2 separate regions of the Homo sapiens genome follow, and region 1 is linked to region 2. A link is a contact called in ENCODE Hi-C or POLR2A ChIA-PET data. All regions are on one chromosome and are shown on one strand. The core of a region is the stretch at or near the end of the contact, and the rest is flanking DNA. Distances in the headings are between cores, read along the strand shown.

Region 1 (5,888 bases), core at 2,780-5,279, 230 kb after region 2:
TACTAAAAATAACAAAAATTAGCCAAGCGTGGTGGTAGGCACTTGTAATCCCGGCTACTCGGGAGGCTGAGGAAGGAGAATTGCTTGAACCTGGAAGGCAGTTTGCAGTGAGCTGAGGTCATACCACTGCACTCCAGCTTGGGAGACACAGCAAGACTCTGTTTCCAAAAAAAAAAAAAAAAATTAGCCGAGTGTGGTAGCACATGCCTGTAATCCCAGCTACTTGGGAGGCTGAGGCAGGAGAAGTGCTTGAACCCAGGAGGCAGAGGTTGCAGTGAGCTGAGATCGCACCACTGCACTCCAGCCTGGGTGACAGAGTGAGACTCTGTCTTAAAAAAAAAAAAAAAAGATGTAGGTACACACAGAACTTGAATGTGGCACAACAGAGAGTTTTCTCCACAAGGCAGTACCCTCCCTGACTAAGGCCCAGGGATCCTTCTGAGCTGTGGGTAGGGCTGCAGAATGGGACGGATTAGCCTGTTTTCTACCTTCTTACCCCAAACCACTCTGGGGCTCCAATGGGAGCCATTTCCTCATCTGTAAAAACAATAATATAGGCCTGTGGTTCAGATGTGTTGGTGCAGGGACAAAAAGCTGGAGCTGTGGTATAGCCATGCCAGAAGGGAAGGATTGGGGGAGGGGAGGGGCAAGAATATGGCTCCAGCTTAGCCTAGGCCTCATGCTCTGCTCCCCAGAGTGGAAACAAGGTGGCCATTTCAACAACTCCCCTGGAGAACACATCCATTAAAGTGGGGCCAGCTCGGAAGGGCAGCTACAAGGCCAAGATGGCCCGAAGGAGCAAGAGGAGCCGCGGCAAGGATGGGCAAGAAAGGTGAGCCAGGCGCAGTGAAGAGGGTTTTCTCTGAGCCACATGAGTGCTGGTACGTGGTGGGTGCCTTGGCCCTGGGGGTCCAGTGTGTGCTGTGCTCACTGCACCGACTCAGCCTTTGACCCTTATCCCCGCAGCAGAAAAAGGAGCTCCCTGTTCCGCAAGATCACCAAGCAAGCATCCCTGCTCCACACCAGCCGCAGCCTTTCTTCCCTTAACCGCTCCTTGTCATCAGGGGAGAGTGGGCCAGGCTCTCCCACACACAGCCACAGCCTTTCCCCCCGATCTCCCACTCAAGGCTACCGGGTGACCCCCGATGCTGTGCATTCAGGTACGAAGGGCTCCCTGCAGATCAGTGACAACCCCTGGGAAATAGGAAAGTTCCTAGGCCCTGTGTGCTTCTGACAGATCCCACTCTGAGTCTCTCATTTAGCCCACCCCCTGAAAGATCCTGTAGTCTTGGGGAGGAATTAATTGATGGGGAAGGGGGTAGCTTGGTTTCTGGGACATAACAGGGCTAAGCCCTGTCTTGCCCTTGAGTCACTTCTAACAGCTAACACTGCTCTGCTTTTGTCTGTCTGTCTGTCTGTCTCTGTACAAAGTGGGAGGGAATTCATCACAGAGCAGCTCCCCCAGCTCCAGCGTGCCCAGTTCCCCAGCCGGCTCTGGGCACACACGGCCCAGCTCCCTCCACGGTCTGGCACCCAAGCTCCAACGCCAGTACCGCTCTCCACGGCGCAAGTCAGCAGGCAGCATCCCACTGTCACCACTGGCCCACACCCCTTCTCCCCCACCCCCAACAGCTTCACCTCAGCGGTCCCCATCGCCCCTGTCTGGCCATGTAGCCCAGGCCTTTCCCACAAAGCTTCACTTGTCACCTCCCCTGGGCAGGCAACTCTCACGGCCCAAGAGTGCGGAGCCACCCCGTTCACCACTACTCAAGAGGGTGCAGTCGGCTGAGAAACTGGCAGCAGCACTTGCCGCCTCTGAGAAGAAGCTAGCCACTTCTCGCAAGCACAGCCTTGACCTGCCCCACTCTGAACTAAAGAAGGAACTGCCGCCCAGGGAAGTGAGCCCTCTGGAGGTAGTTGGAGCCAGGAGTGTGCTGTCTGGCAAGGGGGCCCTGCCAGGGAAGGGGGTGCTGCAGCCTGCTCCCTCACGGGCCCTAGGCACCCTCCGGCAGGACCGAGCCGAACGACGGGAGTCGCTGCAGAAGCAAGAAGCCATTCGTGAGGTGGACTCCTCAGAGGACGACACCGAGGAAGGGCCTGAGAACAGCCAGGGTGCACAGGAGCTGAGCTTGGCACCTCACCCAGAAGTGAGCCAGAGTGTGGCCCCTAAAGGAGCAGGAGAGAGTGGGGAAGAGGATCCTTTCCCGTCCAGAGACCCTAGGAGCCTGGGCCCAATGGTCCCAAGCCTATTGACAGGGATCACACTGGGGCCTCCCAGAATGGAAAGTCCCAGTGGTCCCCACAGGAGGCTCGGGAGCCCACAAGCCATTGAGGAGGCTGCCAGCTCCTCCTCAGCAGGCCCCAACCTAGGTCAGTCTGGAGCCACAGACCCCATCCCTCCTGAAGGTTGCTGGAAGGCCCAGCACCTCCACACCCAGGCACTAACAGCACTTTCTCCCAGCACTTCGGGACTCACCCCCACCAGCAGTTGCTCTCCTCCCAGCTCCACCTCTGGGAAGCTGAGCATGTGGTCCTGGAAATCCCTTATTGAGGGCCCAGACAGGGCATCCCCAAGCAGAAAGGCAACCATGGCAGGTGGGCTAGCCAACCTCCAGGATTTGGAAAACACAACTCCAGCCCAGCCTAAGAACCTGTCTCCCAGGGAGCAGGGGAAGACACAGCCACCTAGTGCCCCCAGACTGGCCCATCCATCTTATGAGGATCCCAGCCAGGGCTGGCTATGGGAGTCTGAGTGTGCACAAGCAGTGAAAGAGGATCCAGCCCTGAGCATCACCCAAGTGCCTGATGCCTCAGGTGACAGAAGGCAGGACGTTCCATGCCGAGGCTGCCCCCTCACCCAGAAGTCTGAGCCCAGCCTCAGGAGGGGCCAAGAACCAGGGGGCCATCAAAAGCATCGGGATTTGGCATTGGTTCCAGATGAGCTTTTAAAGCAAACATAGCAGTTGTTTGCCATTTCTTGCACTCAGACCTGTGTAATATATGCTCCTGGAAACCATCTTTATGTCTTTTGCTTGCTTGTTTTCCTTCGGTCAACCCACATGTAACTAGGTCCTGTGTTGCTGCTGGGAATATAGTGGTGAATAAAACAGTTTCCACCACCAGGGGAGGGCCACCTAACCCAGCTTGACTTCCCAAAGGCTTTGACATTTGAGCTCAAACATGAAGAATAGATGATAGGTAGTAGTTTGCTGGGTGTGGAAGAGTGGAGGTTGGCATAAGAAAGGCTGTCCAGGCAACGTTTAGCACATGCAGTATACCTGGCATAGTCAAGGAACCAAAGATAATTCAAAGTAGAAACGGGTCTGGCAAGTGAGGCAAGGGCCATGTCTAATGGTCTTCCAGGAGATTTGACTTCGTGAAGGTGATGGGGAACCAGAAAATACCATGTAGCAACTAAAATTCCTTCATAGATAAGGGCACTAAGACTTTGATGCCCATGGTAATACAGTAGCTTGGGTAGAACGGGGGTTAGAACGTAGGTCTCCCTTGGACTCCGGAACTCACATCTCTCCTAACTAGGATTGCCTCAGCCAGGAAATGAGGAGGGGAAGAAGTGAGAGAAGGCAAAGAGTTTAACTTTGGGTGCGTTTGAGATAAAAGAGAAGACAGAAGCAGCAACCAGCAGAGTCATAAAGTCTATGGGAGGAGTTTTAAAATGGACAGAGAAGTTAACGATAAATGCCGAGGTGAGGGCGAGATTAAAACAGCTGCCAGTCGTATTTAGTAACAAGCCCTTCATAATTGTAGCCAGTGAGCTCTTCCTGGGCTGTTGTAGGTAGAGGCCTCAGCACTGGAGGTGGATGGACATCGTGTGTGTAGCCCGCATTGAGTAGAACTTCATTTGATGGTAGTGTGGGAGGAAGGGGGAGGACATAAGTGGGACCAGTGCCAGGGGAGTCAGGAGGTGGCATCACAGGGCAGGCAGTGGGGCTTGGTAGAGCACCAAGGCTTTGTCTCCATAGTGATAGAGGACTTGAGAAACTGTCTTGCACTGGTTGCACTGATCGTCCCACAATCCAGTGCCTAGGTCTGAAGAAGACGTGTTAGGAGGCCTGAAGACGAAAATGCCTCTGGGCCATTGCCTGGGAAGGCTGTGGCCACCAGAGGGCGCACTGTATCCACAGTGGCAGAGCCCATTTATGCAGATATTTGGCCCCTCAGCCTTCTAGTCCTCTCCACTTCTTCATTCATTCACAGCGGACCCTGGGCTAATGTACCGGGACCTGGGCAGACAGATCACAGGTTGTGAGCTGGAGAATGGCAGGGGCATGGCTGAGGTAGCAAGTGCCCCGTGCATGTAGGGATCTGGTCAGAAGCACCATACCACAGGTGAAAAGGATGTTGGGAACTGCCCTCCTAGAGGGTTGGAAATGGGGATGGGAGGAGGAAGCAGAGATGCTAAACATCCTATACCACACTGGGCAACTGCCCCAAGTGTCAGTGGTGTTCCCCTTGAGAAACTGGTGGGATTATCCTGAGGGTAGTGAAGAGTTTCTAAAAGGTAACTTCAGGGAAGTGGTATTATCATTTGCTTTAGGAAGATCACTCGCTGCAGTATAGAGAGGCTGGAGTGGAGTGAGCGTACCACAGAGGATGTAGTGACCCATTTTGGTGGTCTGAACTAGAACAGCAACAGTGAGGAGGTAAGGAAGGAAAGGGTGGGAAGCTGGACATCTAGATTTGGGAGCCATCAGGAAGTAGAGGGCAATGAAAGCCACAGGAGATGAGGACTGTCCAGGGAACATACGCAGAATGAGGAAGAAGTCCCGAAATACTGGCACTAGCTGAGGGGGATAGAGCCAGTGAAAAGTTGAAGGTGGGGATTGAGATCCTGAATCAGGGAGAAGCCAGACCATCTAATTTTGTAATTCACCCTAAGATCAATGGAGACTTATTTAATGTTTTACATCGGTTCAGATTTGTATTTTGAAAAGATGACTGGTTGCTATAATGAGAATGGATCTGAGGGGGACAAGAATGGAAGAAGGGGGGCCTTCCAGGATGAAGGGTGCAGATGGTAGTGAAGCAGTGAAGTTAGAAGTGATGTTTTGATTGACACTTGGTGAAGGACTTTAGGTATGAAGCAGAGGGCTATCAAGGATGATGACTGACTACATTTTTGACTTATATAACCAGATGAATTGTATTTCCATTCACCGAAATAAGAAACAAGGAAGAGAACCAGGGCTAAGTAGTTCAGTGCTGCATTCCATACGCTAAATATGAAGTAGCTTCCAATAGAGGTCTGGGCAAATGAAATAAACAGATGTAATCAGCCTAGAGATGGTAGGTGGATTCATGGCTGTGGATAAAACTGCCAGGTAAAATGGCATTGAGAACTGAAGGAATCCAGGAGATGTAAAAGAACAGTCAGATGTCAGAAGAATATTAGATTAGTGAGTTGTGATAGAGTCCATGAAGGAGCTTTCCATGGACAGGATAGTTAACAGCGATGGTTATTGAAGGCATCAAGAAAAGCAGTTTCAAACAGTGGTGGAACCAGTACTGAAATATTTGAGATGGGGAAATAAGGAAATTTAAGACAGTTCTTTCCAAAGGCTTGGCTTTGAAGAGGAGAAAAGAGATAAAGGTATATGGGATGATTGAGTAGGGATTAGGGGAGTAGAATGAGAACCAACCAACCATGTTTAAGTGTCAGTGGAAATGATCCAGTTGAAGTAGAGAAAGAATTGATCTTAATCTTGGGAGATTCCTGAGGTGGAAGAAAATAGATTCCAAAATACATGTGGAAGGATTGACTTTAGTTGGAGGGGACTATTGTAATTTAACAGATGGGAGGGAGAATAGTTATGTAGATATAGATAAGGTTGTAGGTTTGGTGGTAGGAAGGTGAGGAAATTCATAGC
Region 2 (5,678 bases), core at 666-3,165:
TTCACCGTGTTGGCCAGGATGGTCTTGATCTCCTGACCTCGTTATCCACCTGCCTTGGCCTCCCAAAGTGCTGGGATTACAGGAGTGAGCCACCGTGCCCGGCCTCATTTAACTGTTTTTTTTTTTTTTTTTTTTTTTTGAGACGGAGTCTTGCTCTGTCACCCAGGCTGGAGTGCGGTGGCACGATCTTGGCTCACTGCAAGCTCTGTCTCCCAGGTTCATGCAGTTCTCAGCCTCCTGAGTAGCTGGGACTACAGGCACCCACCACCACGCCTGGCTAATTTTTTTGTATTTTTAGTAGAGACGGGGTTTCACTGTGTTAGCCAGGATGGTCTCGATCTCCTGAATTCATGATCTGCCCGCCTTGGCCTCCCAAAGTGCTGGGATTATAGGCGTGAGCCACTGCACCCGGTCCATTTAATTGTTTTAAGCAAGCAAGTAACATATAGGAAGAGTCTTGTGAGGGCTTTTTGAAGGATGAGTTTAAAGACAATGAGACTGGCATAAGTGAACCCGTTGAAGGCTTTCTCAGTCAAGTAGGTGAGGGAAGATGAAACTTGAGGTGGTGCCAATGGGACGGAAAGAGGAGGCAGATTGGAGAAATAGTGAGGTTATAGAGGCAATAAGACTTGTTCATTTATTGGATGTGAGGAAAGGACAAGGAAGGAGTCCAGGATGATTTCCAGGTTTCTGGTTGAGGCAACTGGATGGGTGGTAAGGAACTGGGACAGGGAATAGAGGAGCAGGCTGGTGACAGGCCGTAGAGCACATTGGTTATGTGCATCCTCCCGGCCTCCCAGAAGGAATCCATCACTTTTTCCACTTTTATAGGTGTTTCCGCACTGTCTTTCTGTCCGGATCTGGCAGACCTGGGTTTGAGTCCTGGCTCTGGACTTATAAGCTGTGTGATGTTGAGCATATTATGTAATTTGAGCCTATTTCCTCAACTGTAAAATGGAAATACAACTTACTTCTTGTTTGTGTATGTCTGAATTGAATGCACAGTGTGTGGTATGCAGTGGGCACTCCATAGTGTTGGCTATTTTTATTACTCAGAAAGGGGTCAGGGAAGAGGCCCAGGACAAATGGGTGAAGGCTTTAAGCAAGGCTTCTAGGTCAAAAGAGGAAAAACACAACATGTGGCAGACCAGCTGAAGCCAGAGGGAGGCCAGAGCTGAGCTACCACCACATGTTGCTGAGCAGATGAGTCACTGCAGGCAGCAGGTCAGGCTACCCAGGCCACAGCAGACTGGGCTGGGCTCTACACGATGACTTCATTGTATGCCTTTTTTGTCCTCTCCTCCTCCCAGAAGGAATCCATCACTTTTTCCACTTTTATAGGCGTTTCCACACTGTCTTACTGTCCGGAAAGAGCAAACACGGTGGAAAGGGACAGAAGAGCCAGAATTCCGTCTAGTTTGATCACTGATTTGCTGGGTGACCTGGTGCATTTCACTTCGCCTCAGTCTCTTTATCTGTAATATGAGAATGCGCAGATTTGCCTCCTAAGTGTGATGTGAGAATTAGGTGAGAGTTGGCAGGCACTAAATAAAAAAGCATGCATTAGCCTTCTATTCATTAGTTGTGTTATTCTGTCTCCTTCCTGCTCCCGGCCCCTCTCTCCCTAGTTCTTTGAGGACACCGATCGACTCGAACTCATTTTTGGGTCCCCAGCACTGAGCTTGGCCCAGCAGTTTCATGAATGGATGAATGAAAGATTCAATGGGAGTCCGCAGCCGCTGACGGCGCGCCGAGAGCCCCGCTCGCTTCTGGTCCTCCGACTGCGCGCCAGGGCCACGGGCGGGTCCTTTGCGACCGTTCGCTGGCGCGTGCGCGGGAGGCGGCGCGCGGCCGGAGGTGGCGGGCGGGCTCCCGGTGCGCGCGCGTGAGGGGCGGGGCCGGCCGAAGGCTGGCTGTAGGCAGGCGGCTGAGCCGGCGGCGGGTGGCCTGCCCAACGTGTGCTGGGTGGGAGAAGGCGAGGCGTCAGCGATGCTGTCTCTTCCGTGAGGAGCGCAGAGGAGGTCGCGGCGCCGGAGGCCCCAGAAGGCTCGAAGGCGCCGCGGGCTGGGGTCGGTGGCTTAGGGAGCCCGTCCGGCCATGGTGGCCGCGGGTGGTGGTTGGCGCGGCTGCGCTGCGGCCCGGGGCAGTGCGGAGCCGGGACAGTCGCGGCGCTGACGCCCGCGGGCCCCAGCTGCAGATATGAAGCGGAGCCGCTGCCGCGACCGACCGCAGCCGCCGCCGCCCGACCGCCGGGAGGATGGAGTTCAGCGGGCAGCGGAGCTGTCTCAGTCTTTGCCGCCGCGCCGGCGAGCGCCGCCCGGGAGGCAGCGGCTGGAGGAGCGGACGGGCCCCGCGGGGCCCGAGGGCAAGGAGCAGGTAGGGCGGGTTGGGATCCGGGAGGGTGAACCTGAATGGAAGCCGTGGGGGAGGGGATCTTCGGCGGGAGGACCCGGGCTGGAGCTTTGGAGGGGTGGGGTCTGAGTAGTTCGCGGGGAGGAGTGGGAGGTCTGGGGAGGCCGAGAAATGGGGAGTGGAGAAATGGAAGTGGTGGCCTGGGGTTGTATTGGAAATGGGGGTGTAGAAGAATGAAAAATTGGTGCAAGAGATAGTCAGGGGTTCTGGATGGGGCGAAAGGACGCTGGAATGTGGGCTGAGTGTGTGAGCTGCAACGAGTAGGCTTACTAAAGAGGCGTTGAGGAGTTATCCATAGGAGTAAATAGAGTAAGATGTAAGTCAATTTGATGTAGTGTTATCCTGTTTTCTAGAGGTTGTCCTTAAAATTGTAAAAACGGATGACACTCCCAAGCATTCTCTGATTTGGCCATCATTATACTTTTGTACCAGTGTGTTCACAATCATTGTTAAGGCTCTCTTTACCAACCATCTATTTCACAAGAAAGCACTTGTGAAACACCTGCATGTGAGCAGTGTTAAGCCCAATTTTGTGAACAGAATTCGTAGATATATGGTTTGCCTGCTAGTTTTCCACTGAAAACACATTACTGGGAAAACACAGCAGCATACAAATATTCATGGAGTTTCTGAATGAACAGGATATGTTTATGTAATTTATTAGTCAAGAGTAGGTGTATTTATGAGTAGGGGATAAAGGTCAGTTTTATCAGGCAGGAGAAGCTGCCACTAGTAGCGGTAATAAGTTTAGTGAAAGGAGAATAAGTAATCCTTGGTCTTGTTGGATTTACAGAAAAATGTTCTGTAGTAATGAACTCTAGTGACAGCTTTCCTTTTGTTCAGCTCTATTCGGGATCCTACTGACTTCATCCATGAATGTTTTAAGACTTCTTATAGGTCTCTTACCTCTTTTCTCTCAGATAAATTAGCATTTTCCTTAGACATTTTTTTTTTTTTTTGAGACGAAGTCTCGCTCTGTCGCCCAGGGGAGAGTGCAGTGGCATTATTTCGGCTCACTGCAACCTCCACCTCCTGGGTTCAGCGATTCTCCTGCCTCAGCCTCCCGGCTAGCTGGGATTACAGGTGCCTACCACCATGTCCAGCTAATTTTTTTGTATTTTTAGCAGAGACAGGGTTTCACCATGTTGGCCAGGCTGGTCTGGAACTCTGACCTCAGGTAATCGGGATTACAGGCATGAGCCAGTGTGCCCGGCCCTTTAGACAGTTTAAAAATTATATACCATGCTAGGTAGCCCTTGGACTTTTCCCCCCTTTTGTTCTTCCACCTCTTATTCCCCACTGAGCCCTGAGGAGACTGCACCATTGACCATCTCTGCCCCGCTTCTAGCTGCTGAGCATTGTCCTCTTGCTGCAATTTACTCCCCCATGTGCCTAATACTTATCTTTTACATTCTCTGCAGTATCATCTAGTCAAAACTTGTACAATGAACTTCAAGTCCAGGTCCTTTCCTGTCTCAGTTTACCTGTCCAGTTGACCTTACTGCGTATTTCATGGTAGAGTTCAAGATTACTTGATTTTTCCCTCCTCTTTATTTTATGATTTTTGTGTTTTCTCATCCTTAGCTTCAGTCTCAGAGAAAAGTACTCATCCTCCTCTCCGAGGCTAATTTCTCTACTTATGTCCTTGATTTCATCCTCTTTTGTTTGCCTTAGACCCTTGTTACTCTCTTTGTTTTATATCACAAATAAAAACAAAACAACATAATTTCCCTGAATTGTGTAACCTACCCAAACTACTTTGTTATCTCTTCTTTGCTTCCCCAACAACCTTCTTGAAAAATGAGTTTGTATTCAGTGTCTTAGCTTCCTCACCTTGTATACATTTCTAATATGGTTTGGCTTCTTCACTTATGCTTTCCCAAAACTGATGTCTTTAAGGTCACCGAAAGCTTTTTTTGTGTGGGATTACTTTTTTATTGAGGTTTGACAAATCAAAGGTTCATTCAGTCCATGAAATATTACAGAATGAGTACCTGTATGATCACAACTCACATCAGGATGGAGAACATTCCCAGTACCCTAGAATGCTCCCTGTGCTTTCTCCTAGCACTACTCTTTTACAGATGTAACCTCCCTCACCACCTCTGTCACTATAGATTTGTTTTGAACTAATACTTCATATAAATGGAATCATAGTGTGTACTGTTTTGTGACCAGATTCTTTCATTCGGATCATGTCTTGAGACTCATCCATGTTGTTGCTTGTAGAAACAGTTCTTTTTCATTGCTGTGTAATTTTCCATTGTATGAATGTATTGTGATGGTTACTAAAACTTATTTTTGTTTTTGAGACAGGATCTCACTCTGTCACCCACGCTGGAGTGTAGTGGTGCCGTCATAGCTCACGGCAGCCTTGAACTCCCAGGCTCAAGTGATCCTCCTGCCTCAGCCTCCCAAGTAGCTGGGACCATAGGCACATACCACCATGCCCAGCTAATTTTTTAATTTCTTTTTCTTTTTCTTTTTGAGACAGAGTCTTGCTCTCTCGCCCAGGCTGGAGTGCAGCGGCACATTCTCAGCTCACTGCAACCTCTGCCTCCCGGATTCAAGCGATTCTCTTGCCTCAGCCTCCCGAGTAGCTGGGATTACAGGCATGCACCACCATGCCTGGCTAATTCTCTATTTTTAGTGGAGATGGGGTTTCACCATGTTGGCCAGGCTAGTCACGAGCTCCTAACCTCAGATGATCTGCCCGCCTTGGCCTCCCAAAGTGCTGGGATTACAGGCGTGAACTACCACGGCCTAATTTTTTATTTTTTGTAGAGGTGGTATCTTACCATGTTGCTCAGGCTAGCCTCGAACTCCTGGGCTCAAGTGATTCTCCCACCTTGACCTCCCAAAGTGCTGGGATTATGGGCATGAGTGCCCAGTTTGTTTTTCAAATTGAAATATAATTCATGGCTACTTGTGAAAAGTTTTCATTGTGAAATAGTTACAGAGAGAAATATGTAAAAGTCCTGGGAACCTTTAAATTACTAAATCTGATAGTCTTTTCCTCATCTTGTCTGACCTCTGTGAACTATTTGTCACTGTTGACTGTGTGTTCCTTGTTGACATTTTTTTCTTTTTTAATATTATAATATCCATTCTGTTACTGCTTCTCTAACTGCTCTCTTGTGTGTCTTTGTCTTGTGTTTTCTCTTCCTGTTCCTGAAATGTTCCTTGAGGACATGTCCTCTGTCCTTAGCTTGATCCTTTATTGTGCTCTATTTAGCAGGCTCATTCTGTTTGTAGATGTTGAGGAT

Evidence for each region. Hi-C counts contacts between places; a loop is a spot of excess contacts on that map. ChIA-PET counts read pairs that join two places held with the same protein, here RNA polymerase II (POLR2A). Pooled maps may share reads with other maps.
Region 1: a loop to region 2 is called in a pooled map, with 2.2 times the contacts of the local background. The contact joins the enhancer-like site here to the promoter of MAST2 in region 2. A Hi-C loop is called at or near these places in 1 of 168 maps with a recorded cell type or tissue (cardiac septum) and 4 of 50 pooled maps. POLR2A ChIA-PET finds 5 or more read pairs at or near these places in 3 of 52 experiments (OCI-LY7, activated CD4-positive, alpha-beta T cell and activated CD8-positive, alpha-beta memory T cell).

What each region holds. Positions count from the first base shown.
Region 1 is chr1:46,033,107-46,038,994 of GRCh38, forward strand. MAST2 (microtubule associated serine/threonine kinase 2) reads left to right here. Exons shown (of 29, transcript NM_015112.3): 27 at 696-832; 28 at 967-1,160; 29 at 1,432-3,016. The coding sequence ends at 2,960. Among named protein-coding and RNA genes, the nearest start is that of PIK3R3, 97 kb to the right of the region's middle. RefSeq lists enhancers at 3,857-4,358, 3,968-4,017. Within about 2 kb of position 4,030, at least 6 of the 41 ENCODE cell types and tissues checked have a DNase peak (open chromatin) inside an H3K27ac peak, as active enhancers do.
Region 2 is chr1:45,801,697-45,807,374 of GRCh38, forward strand. MAST2 (microtubule associated serine/threonine kinase 2) reads left to right here and starts at 1,916. Exons shown (of 29, transcript NM_015112.3): 1 at 1,916-2,376. The coding sequence starts at 2,200. RefSeq lists a silencer at 1,744-2,183.